Linked DNA regions of Homo sapiens: region 2 is linked to region 1. Evidence: read pairs that join two places in POLR2A ChIA-PET (ENCODE). Cell type or tissue: PC-9. All regions are shown on one strand. Links, peaks and the distances in the headings refer to the core of each region. The heading gives the core; the rest is flanking DNA.

Region 1 (5,370 bases), core at 306-5,305:
GAGGTGACATAGAAAGGTTTCAGTTTCATCCAAATAGAAACTTACTTTTTTTTTTTTTCGAGACGGAGTCTTGCTCTGTTGCCTAAGCTGGAGTGCAATGGCATGATCTCAGCTCACTGCAACCTCTGCCTCCCGGGTTCAAGCAATTGTCCTGCCTCAGCCTCCCAAGTAGCTGGGATTACAGGCTCCCACCACCACGCCCAGCTAATATTTTGTATTTTTGGTAGAGATGGGGTTTCACCATGTTGGTCAGGCTGGTCTTGAACTCCTGTCCTCAGGTGATCCACCCGCCTCGGCCTCCCAAAGTCCTAGGATTACAGATGTGAGCCACAATGCCCAGCCTTTTTTTTTTTTTTTTTGAGACGGGGTTTCACTCTTGTTACCCAGGCTGGAGTGCAGTGGCGCGATCTTGGCTCACTGCAATCTCCGCCTCCCGGGTTCAAGTGATTCTCCTGCCTCAGCCACCCAAGTAGCTGGGACTACAGGCGTGCGCCACCACGCCCGGCTGATTTTTTTTGTATTTTTAGTAGAGTCGGGGTTTCACCATGTTGGTCAGGCTGGTCTCAAACTCCTGACCTCAAGTGATCCACCTGCCTCAGCCTCCCAAAGTGCTGGGAATACAGGCGTGAGCCACCGTGCCCAGCCCAAAGATGCACTTCCTCTCATTCAGAAGTGATTTAGAAGTGGCCTGGGCTGCTCCAGGAGGTAGTGAGTGCCCCATCTTAGGTGGGTAGGTGTGCAAGCAGATGCCCAACCTGTGCCTTCCTCTCTTTTGTGGTCCCTTCTAAGCGCAAAGTGCCTAGGGCTGTGTATCTCCTGGCGGCAGTTCTGAGGTGGCCCTATTTTGCCAACCCAGCCTGGTTGGAGGGACTGACAGGGCTTCTGCCCCTAGGTGTCCCCTGAACTTGGCCCACAAAAGGCCTGAGGAATATAGGGGACTGTGATTGTGTGTGTGGTGTGTGATGTGTGACAGTGGACTTGTTTGTGTATCTGTGTTATGTGTGTGCATCTGTGTATGGTGTGTGTACTTGTGCGGGTGGGGCTTCAAGGGTTGAGTGTGGATATCCATGTTGTGAGTGTGCATTGCGCATGGCCCTGGAGGATGGGGGGACATTTCTGGGCTGTGTGGGTATTGACTGTGAACTGTGAGTATGTGCACTTGGGCCAGTGGAGGTGTTTGTGGCTAGAACGTGTCTGGAGGGAACTGTGCTGAGACCCCCACCGCCTCTGTCCTGGTTCATTCCTTCCCACCCCAGGCTCCTCTCATGGCCCCTGCCCCCAGGTCAGACCTGGGAGGCTCTCAGTCATCCCAAACTCTGACCATTCATGCTCTCCCTCCCAGAGACCTTGGCACCTGCCAGCACTGCTCTTGACTTTGTCCTTGCTCTGGGATAAGAGCAGGCCCAGCAGATGGCCGAGAGGTCCCAAGGAACAGAGGAACAGGCGGGGAGGAGGCCCAGTCACTGCTTAGCTTCTCTGTAGGAGATGTAGAAGGAAGTGGGTCTTTGTGTTTCTGCAGCATCTGGACCAGATGGAGAGACCTTTCTGGAGATGGCATGCACACTTCCAGATAGGAGCTGGAACATTTCCAGAAATGGAATGTTTTTAGAAATGAGACATGGTGTTTCTGGAGACAGGATGAGGACGTTTCTAGAGAAGAGATGAAAAGCATTTCTGGAGGAGGGGCATTTCTGAAGATGAAATGAGAACATTTCTGGAGATGGGAGAGGGCATTTTTGAGGAGTAAAGATGAGGCTTTTCTGGATTCTGAGCATTGCTAGAGATGGAACATTTCTGGAAATGGATTCTTTCTAGAGAGAAACTAGAATACTTCTGGAAGTGGTGTGTTTTTGAAGATGATGCTGGAGTATTTCTGGAAATAAAATAGGGCACTTCTGAAGATGAGGTATTTTTGGAGCTGAAATGCAACATCTCTGGAGATGGGATATGGCATTTCTGGAAGTGGAACATTCTTGGAGTTAGGGTGGAGCCTCAGTAGACCACTGGCATTTCTGGAGATGGATTACATTTGAAGATGACGGGGAATATTTCTGGAGATAAGATGGAGCATTTCTGGAAATGGAACATTTTGGAGCTGGGGAATTTCTGGGTTAAAATGAAGCATTTCTGGGGAAGAAACAGGTCATTCTCAGAGAAGGGACATTTTTTGGATTGAGGATGGGACATTTCTAGGGAAGGAGTTTTCTGAAGATGAGGGGGTCATAGCTCAGCCTGGCTGTTTCAAGGCCACTTGAGGAGGCAATAGGGGAGGGTCTCAGGGGCCCAGAGACCCCACCTGTGGTCCTTGTTTTGCACATGGCCCGAGGGAGGGTCTTGCCCAGACTCACTCCTGCTGAGCTGCAGAGTGGGCTTCTGAGGAACCTTTCCAGAATGCAGCCTTTGCCACCCCCTGGCCCAAAACCCTGGCCTGTGCTGGAATACTACCAGAGGGAGGCCAGAGCTGCCCAGTCTTACTCTTGGGGTCCCTACCTGCTTCTGGTGGGGTCCTGGCAGCCTCTAGGCTCACCACAGGGATAGGCAGTGACTGAATGGTTAAATTTAATTTAATTCAATTTTGTCAAGCCAGCTGAGGCTTGCTCCCCAGCCCCCTCTGCCAGAAGCCTGTACCTTTCCTCCAGTCCCCCGCCCCATATCCCCCTACCATGGGGATACCTGAGGGTGGCCTTATTGCAGCAGACAGATGGAGGGGGGCTACAAGGCTGAACATGGGCAAGGGTCCAGGGCCCTTCTCGGGCTCAGCCTGATTTCAGGGCGGGGGGCCCCAGCCACCTCCGCCTACTCCAGAGAAGCAGATATTGAGGCCTGTCACCACTTGAGCAGGCCTGGAGCCCCAGAGTAATTATTTCTCTTCCTTAATTGAAATTTCAGCCTCAGTGATCCAGCCTCAGAAGTGTAAGGCAGGCACAGAGACCCTGCCCCTGGTGGGGGGAGGGGGCGCCCCCCACCCTGGCCCCAGAAGGAGGGAGGCAGTGCCATCCCAGGGGGGCAGGTGGCTTCACATGCTGGTGGGTGGGCATGAGGTGGACGGCTGCTGGTCAAGGAGGCAGGGTCAAGGGGGCCAGTATGGCATAGTATGGCCTGAGCACTCAGTATGGCCTGAGTATGGCTCAGGCCAGTATGGCAGCTGCCATGGGAAGGTTGGGCCTCTCCCTCTGACTCCTGACAGAGGAAGGTGAGGGGGTTGATCTAGGCTAAGGTAGCATGAGGGAGTGAGTACCAGGAGACTGCTGCCTCCTCCCACATCTGGCGGGCACTGAGGGGTGGGCTGGGGTGGGTGAGGGGCTATGGTGTGAGTGGGGCGGGCTGGCTGGCGGCAGGCCCAGTTCCTGGTTCAGGGCTGGGTGAGGCGGCTGGCCTGGCGGGGCGGGGTGGGGTGGGCAGGAGGGTGCAGCTGAGGAGCCTGTTTTCCCGGCTGCTGCGGTCAGGCTGGGAGGAGCCTCCGCCACCTGGGTGGTCCCTGCTGCCCTACACGGCCTTGGGCCTGGCCTGTCTGCGGGTGAAGGCGGGGGCAGAGGACTCCAGGGACCAGCAGGAAACTGGGAGAAGCCATGGGCTTGAAATGAGCCTGGGGTCCACCCCTCCGTGAGCTTCTCAAGGTGGCTCTGAGGTGCTGGGGTAAACGTAGCAACTGCCAGCTTGCAGCTGTGTGTGTCTGAGCTCAGGCAACCCAGGCACCACACAGGAAGCTGCTGTACTCACTGGACCCTGATGGGCTGCAGAGGGCCAGAGAGTCTACTTGTGGGCCCTTCTGGGTGTCAGTCTTCTCCATCTGGGGAATGGGTTGGCTTGGTGGGAGTTTTCAGGCCTGCATTACCTTCAAAGGGCTCATGCTGCAAGCATGGGCTGTCCTCCCTGTTTTTATAAGTACACGGGCCCCAGCCTTACCCAGACAGCCCAGCACGCTGCCCGTAGTATCCTGGGGAAGGGCAGCAGCTGTCATCAGTGTTATTTCTGAGGTGTGTTTTCCTGGCAACCAGGAAATTTCTGTCAGTGGGAACAGCCTGCCCAAGGCCTCCTCCACCCCTGGGGAAGACAAGTTGTATGACAAGGGAGACAGAGGCAATTCAAAGTGAAGAACGGGAGTGAGGCCGCCTCCTCCGTGCATATTGCTCACACACTGGGGCAGCCACGTGCCCAGTAAAGGCTCTCTTGAAAACCGTGGAGATAGGAGCCAAGCTCTGCAAGGCCCTGACTAGCTCACCTGACCCCTGGCATCTAGAAGCTCACAGCCTATTCTTGGTGGAGGTGTGGCTATGGCTGCCCTCCAAGGAGGGGAAGACAGAGATGGCTGGACAGGATGGGACAAGCCAGCCCCCAGGAGCTGGGGAAGCGAAGGTGGGTGCAAATGAAAACGCAGAATCCCATTTGCAGTCCATTTGCTTAGCAGCCCTGACCAGGAGGGAGAGAAAGAAGAGGGCAGAGCAGGGAGAGATGGGGAGGGATAAGGATACAGAGAGAGAATCTGGCAGCCAGGGGTCAGGGAGCCTTTGGCCGTAAGGCCTGGGATGCCTGCTGCTTACTGAGGCTGTGGCCCCTCCTGCCTTCCAGAGCTAAGAAAGCTTTGCTCTGTCTCAGCTCCAGACACCGCATCCCCACCACACATTCCAGCACCTGCCTGCTTCCCCTGACCTCTGGCTGCCCCACAGACCCCATCCCTACCTCCACTCCTTGGGGATTTTGAGGTCTTATGCCACCACTCCACTCTGAGCAGGCTCAGTCTCCCTGTGTTGGTGGTGGTGCGGGGTGGTGAGAGTGGTCCTGGAGCAGTGGGAACTACCCGGAGGCCACCTGGGGTGGGTCCCAGGCACCAGTCCAGCTGGCCAGTGGGCCACGGGGGCTGACCTTGTCACCTTGGGCCCAGATGGAGGGCAGCGGTGCTCGGCCCTTCCCCCAAGCACATACAGCCGCTGAGCTAACATGACTCACCGCGTGGCAGCTCCCTCTCCCCACTGGGAGTGGGGATGGAAGCCTCCAGATGCTGCAGCCCCACCCTGAGGGAATCACAGGCCAGGCTGAGCCCTTCCAAAGTGGGGATAGCTGGGGATCAGACATCAGCATCCATTGAAGGGGGTGTTCACCCGCATGGGGTAAGCCCTGTGCCTGGGACTCTGGGCTTAGTGCCCAGCTAGGGCCTTGGGAGACCCTTGGGCTTCTCTGTGCTCAGGGGGAAAGGAGCTGTGCAGCCTCTAGGGGTCCTGCCTGCCCCAAGCTGTGCTGGTGGTCCAGGCCCCCTTTGGGGAGGACCCTGGCCAGGGGTCCCTAGCTCCTCCTCTGTCATCCAGAGAACCCTTAGGTCCCAGGGGCTGGTGGTGTTCCTCTTCCTCAGAAACACTACCTGCAAGACTGGAA
Region 2 (5,370 bases), core at 292-5,291, 75 kb before region 1:
GACTTCCAGCCTCCGGAACTGTGAGAAATAAATTTCTGTTGTTTAAGCCACAAAGCCTGTGGTATTTTGTTATGGCAGCCTGAGTTAAGACACGCAATTTTCTTACAAATGAAACAGATTCTTACCATGTGATCCAACAGTCATGCCTCTTGGTATTTACCCAAATAAGTTGAAAACATATATCCACAAAAAACCCAGCACACAGATGTTTATAGCAGCTTTTTTCATAGTTGCCAAAATTTAGAAGCAACCAAGATGTCCTTCAGTAGGTGGATGGATAAATAAACCGTGGCACACCCAGACAATGAAATATTATTCAGCGCTAAAAAGAAATGAGCTAGTAAGCCACGAAAAGACATGGAGGAATATTAAATGAATTTTACTAAGTAAAAGAAGCCAATCTGAAAAGGCCACATACTGTGTGATTCTAAATATGTTACATTCTGGAAAAGGCAAAACTATGGAGACAGTAAAAAGGTCAGGGTTTGTGGCCAGGGCACAGTGGCTCACGCCTGTAATCCCAAAACTTTGGGAGGCCGAGGTGAGCAGATCACGAGGTCACAAGTTCAAGATCAGCCTGACCAATATGGTGAAACTCCATACTACTAAAAATACAAAAATTAGCCGGGCGTGGTGGTGCATACCTGTAGTCCCAGCTACTCGGGAGGCTGAGGCAGGAGAATTACTTGAACCTGGAAGGTGGAGGTTTCAGTGAGCCGAGATTGTGCCGCTGCACTCCAGCCTGGGAGACAGAGCAAGACTCTGTCTCAAAAAAAAAAAAAAAAAAAAAAAAAGTCAGGGTTTATGGGGAAGATGAATAGGCAGAGCACAGAGAAATTGCAAGGCCGTGGAACAAGTCAGTATGACCCATGGCATTATAACTACAGATGAACAACACCAAGAGGGACCCTAACCTAAGCCACGGACTTCCAGTGATAATGATGTGTCGATGTAGGTTCAGGACTGGAACAAATGTACCATCTGGCGGGGGGTGCTGACAATGGGGGTGGGGAGCTGTGCACATGTGGGGGCAGCAAGGACATGGGAAATCTCTGCAACTTCCACTCAGTTTGGCTGTGAATCTAAAACTGCTCCAACAAGAAAGAAAGTCTATTAAAAAAAATACATACATACATAAAGAGCAAAAGTTGATTTCTTGCTCATGCTACGTCTGACCAGGGAGCAGGAAGACACTACATGGTGCAGCCAGTCTGGGTCCAGGCTGACTGAGATTCTGTTTTGATGGGGTCTCACCAGCTCAGGGAAAGGAAAGTGAAGAATTGCACACCAACTCCGGAAGCTGCTTCCGGGAAGTGACATCCTCATTTCTGCTCACATTTCATTGGCCAAAGCAAGTTACAGACAGCCTTGACCTTGAAGCGCGTGAAGAAGCGCACTTCACCTTGGCTGGTGCCAGGAAGGAGAACTGGGGTGCTCATGCCCTCCATGGACCACCACATTCTGCTAAAAACACTCAGCATGGTGTGCACTGAGCCCTGCCTCACACACATGCGCACGTGCACACACACACACACACACACACACACGAGCATACGCACACACCCCTCCTGGTCAAGCCCCTGACGCTTTTGCCTGGTCTTTCCTCAGCAGCTGAGAACAAGGGCCCTCAGTTTTGGATGCGAAGCATTTCCAGATCGGTTGATCAAATATTTACTGAGAAATTACCAGCTGGGCACAGTGGCTCATGCCTGTAATCCCAGCACTTTGGAAGGCCGAGGCAAGTGGATCATCTGAGGTCTGGAGTTCAAGACCAGCCTGGCCAACATGGTGAAACCCTATCTCTACTAAAAATACAAACATTTGCTGGGCGTGGTGGCATGCGCCTATAATCCCAGCTACTCAGGAGGCTGAGGCAGGAGAATCATTTGAACCCAGGAGGCGGAGGTTGCAGTGAGCTGAGATCGCGCCATTGCACTCCAGCCTGGGCTACAAGAGCAAAACTCCATCTCAAAACAAAACAAAAACAAAAACATAAACAAAAAAGAAAATAAACTACTATATTCACGGCAAAGACAGATTAAGGACAAGGCAGTTGAAAATGAAATGACAGGACCTGAAGAAAAGTGTGTTTCCCAGAGCTGCTCTCACGAGCTCTCCGGGAGGTGGGAGGGTCACTCAGCCCCAAGCTTTGTGAGATGTTGGGTGTTGGTGTGTGGCCAGGTATATTTACGTATAATTTACATACAATTAAACTCATCAATTTTTAGCATACAATTCTATGGATTTTGACAAATGTGTCAAATCACATAACTGCCTCAAGCCCCCTTGTGGTCAGGTCAGCCTTTTCCCCATCCCCAGTTCCTGGCAACCGCTGATTAGTTTTCTGTCCCTATCATTTTGTCACTCCCGGAATGTCACATAATAGAATCCTGCAGCCTACAGCCTTTCAAGGCTGGCTACTTTTGCTCAGCATAATCCACTTAAGATTCACTGATATTTTTGTACGTACCAGTAGCTTGTTCCTTTTTTTTGAGACGGAGTTTCACTCTTGTGGCCCAGGCTGGAGTGCAATGGCACGATCTCAGCTCACTGCAACCTCCGCTTCCTGCGTTTAAGCGATTCTCCTGCCTCAACCTCCCAAGCAGCTGGGATTACAGGCATGCACCACCAAGCCTGGCTAATTTTGTATTTTTAGTAGAGACAGGGTTTCTCCATGTTGGTCAGGCTGGTCTCAAACTCCTGATCTCAGTGATCTGCCCGCCTTGGCCTCCCAAAGTGCTGGGATTACAGGCATGAGCCACCGCGCCTGGCCATTTGTTCCTTTTTATTGACAAATACTATTTCCTTGTCTGGACATACCGCATGTTGCCTCTCCATTCATCAGTGGATGAACAATGGGCTGTTTTCACCAGTGCACTTGCCTTGGAATCCACAAACTGCAAATGGCAGTGGCCTTGCCCATCCCACCCACACCGCTGCAGTGCGCGGCCTGCTCGTTGGGCCACAGATACATGAACCTCCACCTGCCTCAGGGCCTCTGCACTTACTGTTGCGATGCTTGCGATGCTCTTCCCATGACTCTGGCCTCCTTCCTCAGAACCTCTGCTCATAAGTCACCTCTCTGACCACCCTGTCCTCAGTTTCCACCCCATCACTCTCTGTGCCCTCCTCCTGCTGTTCCTTCTCCCAGCACCCACTGGAGTCTCTGGTTTTGTTTGCTTGTTTGTGTATTGTCCATCTCCCACCAGACTGGAGACTGGAGACCCTCAGCGGAGGAAGTCTCTGTTCATGGCTGTATCCCCAGGGCCTGACACAGAGTGGACTCTAAATATGAGTTGAGTGAGCAGCTGCTGGTACAGGATCACAGGAGGATTAAATGAAATAGCGAGTGTGAGTGCCCTTTGCAACCTGCTGTGCTTATTGAGGGGGAAACAGGCTGAGAAAGGTGCAGTGACCAACCCAGGGCCACCAGGTCAGAGCGATAGACACCCAGGCCTACACCCCTCCCTGGGCCACCCTCCTGTCCACCCTGCCTCAGGGCCAGCGTTCCTAAGGCACATTACACACACACACAGCCCACAGACACCCAGACCGCACACACAGCTCAACACCACACACAGACAAACGCCCTCAATGCAGACATGCCCAGCCTTGCACACACAGGAAGTCCACACACAAACACCAGCACACTGCCTTGAACACGCAGGAATAGCATTCACACGCCCATCCCCCTACACAAACACACAGGCCACACCCACACGCCAAAACACACCCCCAGCGTCAGACCTTGATGACTGACAGCCCAGGACTCCAGTGGGCTTGCGTCGCCATAACAACAGACGGCTCCGAGTCTTGGGCTGTGAGTGTGGTCGGGCTGTGAGTCACAGCTGCAGCAGACGCTCCGCAGAGCAGGAGCAGCCTGGCCCAGTGCGGACTCCCCAGTGCCAACCTCTTATGGACGCAGAGTGGACCCTCTCAGATGGGTGTGCAGTGTCCATTAGCATTACCCACAGGAGGGATGTGGCCCTCAGGTGTCCCCTGTGTGCCACACACTGGCGTGCGCCCAGAGCTTCACACACATTTTCTTGCTTAATCCTCGTGGTGTCCTCACCAAATCAGTGTGGCCAGGGAGACCATTTTACAGATGTTGAAACTGAGGTTCAGGTAGGGGAAGTCCCTTGCCTCACTCAGGTCACACAGTGAGTCACCACCAGGCCTGAAATTTGAATTCAGGTCTACTGAACCATGAAGGGTCCTCTTTCCACTGCCCTGAATCCAATCCAGGGGAGCTCCCAGCTGTGCACACCATTTCCAGACAAGAGCAATAGATTATCAGCTCTCACTTGCACCAGAGTTGGTTCTGCCCTTGTAGAGCTCCCTTGGTAGGTAGTGAGATCCCCATCATGAGCAGCATCCAAGCAGAGACTGTCATAGCTGCTATGGAGAAGCATCAAGTATCAGGGGACAAGGGGTTGGACCAGACGGCCTGGCTTTGAGTTGTAAATGACAAAAAAAATTATTGGCAAACAAAACAGGAATATAAAAGCTTCAGGAACAGCTGGATCCAGCTGTCAGATGTCATCAGGAATCTTCTTCTGGATTTCCCCTTCCTTGGGGTTCACTTTCTTCTCAGAATAACCTTCCCTAGCCTAGGGTAGACCTCACAGCTGCAGGCTTACATCGGTCGTGGCCCCCAAAAGCAAGCTTAATAGATGTTTGTCAGATGAATGCTAGAAGCATGATAAGGTTGCGGGTCTCAGTCTAAGTAAATCCCAACTTGACCTCTGGGAGTCACTCTGAGGAGGCGCAGTGCTCATTCCTGTGTGCCAAATCCCATCATCTCTCAAACGTCGTATGATTGAGTTAGATTGTACTATGCACTTCACAGACATTAACTCATGGAAATCCCAGGCAGCCCTATGCAGTGGTCACAATCTCCATCTCATGGACGGGGACACAGGGTCCCAAAGAGGCAAAGTGTGGTACCTGAGGTAGGGCTAGAGCCACACAGTGCCTTACCAGGCTGAGATCAGGAGGCCGTACCTCTGAACGAGGGCAGGACTGTTCTTCACAGGCAGCTTTCCTCCAAGGAGGCAGAGGACGGCACTGGCACGTTCACTCAGCAGCCAACATTGGCAAGCACCCACTCTACCCCGTGGCCCGGGGTGCCACTGCCCATGGAGCTTGGAGGTGCCAACTGCTGCCAGTGACCTTGGGTAAGTCATTTTGTGCTTGATCCTTGCATCCCCATCTGTAAATGGGCAGGTCACCCCACTCAGAGGGGCAGAACTCATGTCAGTGGTTGAACGCTTCTGGCAGTACAGCCCAATAGAACTTCCTATACCAGGTCCCACAGGGTGGCCACACACCGCTCCTGAACACCAGAAAGTGACTAGTATAATAATAACA

Evidence for each region. Peaks named below come from ENCODE experiments on the same cell type or tissue, not always from the same donor. Only the 100,000 strongest peaks of a DNase experiment are listed, where the experiment ranks them.
Region 2: POLR2A ChIA-PET joins it to region 1 with 6 read pairs; 3 of 35 experiments call an interaction of 5 or more read pairs at or near these places.

The regions. Positions count from the first base shown.
Region 1 is chr17:17,735,012-17,740,381 of GRCh38, forward strand. The region is part of intron 2 of RAI1 (retinoic acid induced 1); the gene reads left to right. Among named protein-coding and RNA genes, the nearest start is that of RAI1-AS1, 29 kb to the right of the region's middle. RefSeq lists an enhancer at 4,956-5,370. In PC-9, for the core only: no CTCF peak of the experiment used is centred there; a DNase peak (open chromatin) is centred at 3,370; H3K4me3 peaks cover 508 bases; H3K27ac peaks cover 3,737 bases.
Region 2 is chr17:17,659,719-17,665,088 of GRCh38, forward strand. No RefSeq gene overlaps it. Among named protein-coding and RNA genes, the nearest start is that of SMCR2, 15 kb to the right of the region's middle. RefSeq lists enhancers at 3,385-3,474, 3,965-4,104. In PC-9, for the core only: a CTCF peak has its summit at 2,321 (motif pointing left); no DNase peak of the experiment used is centred there.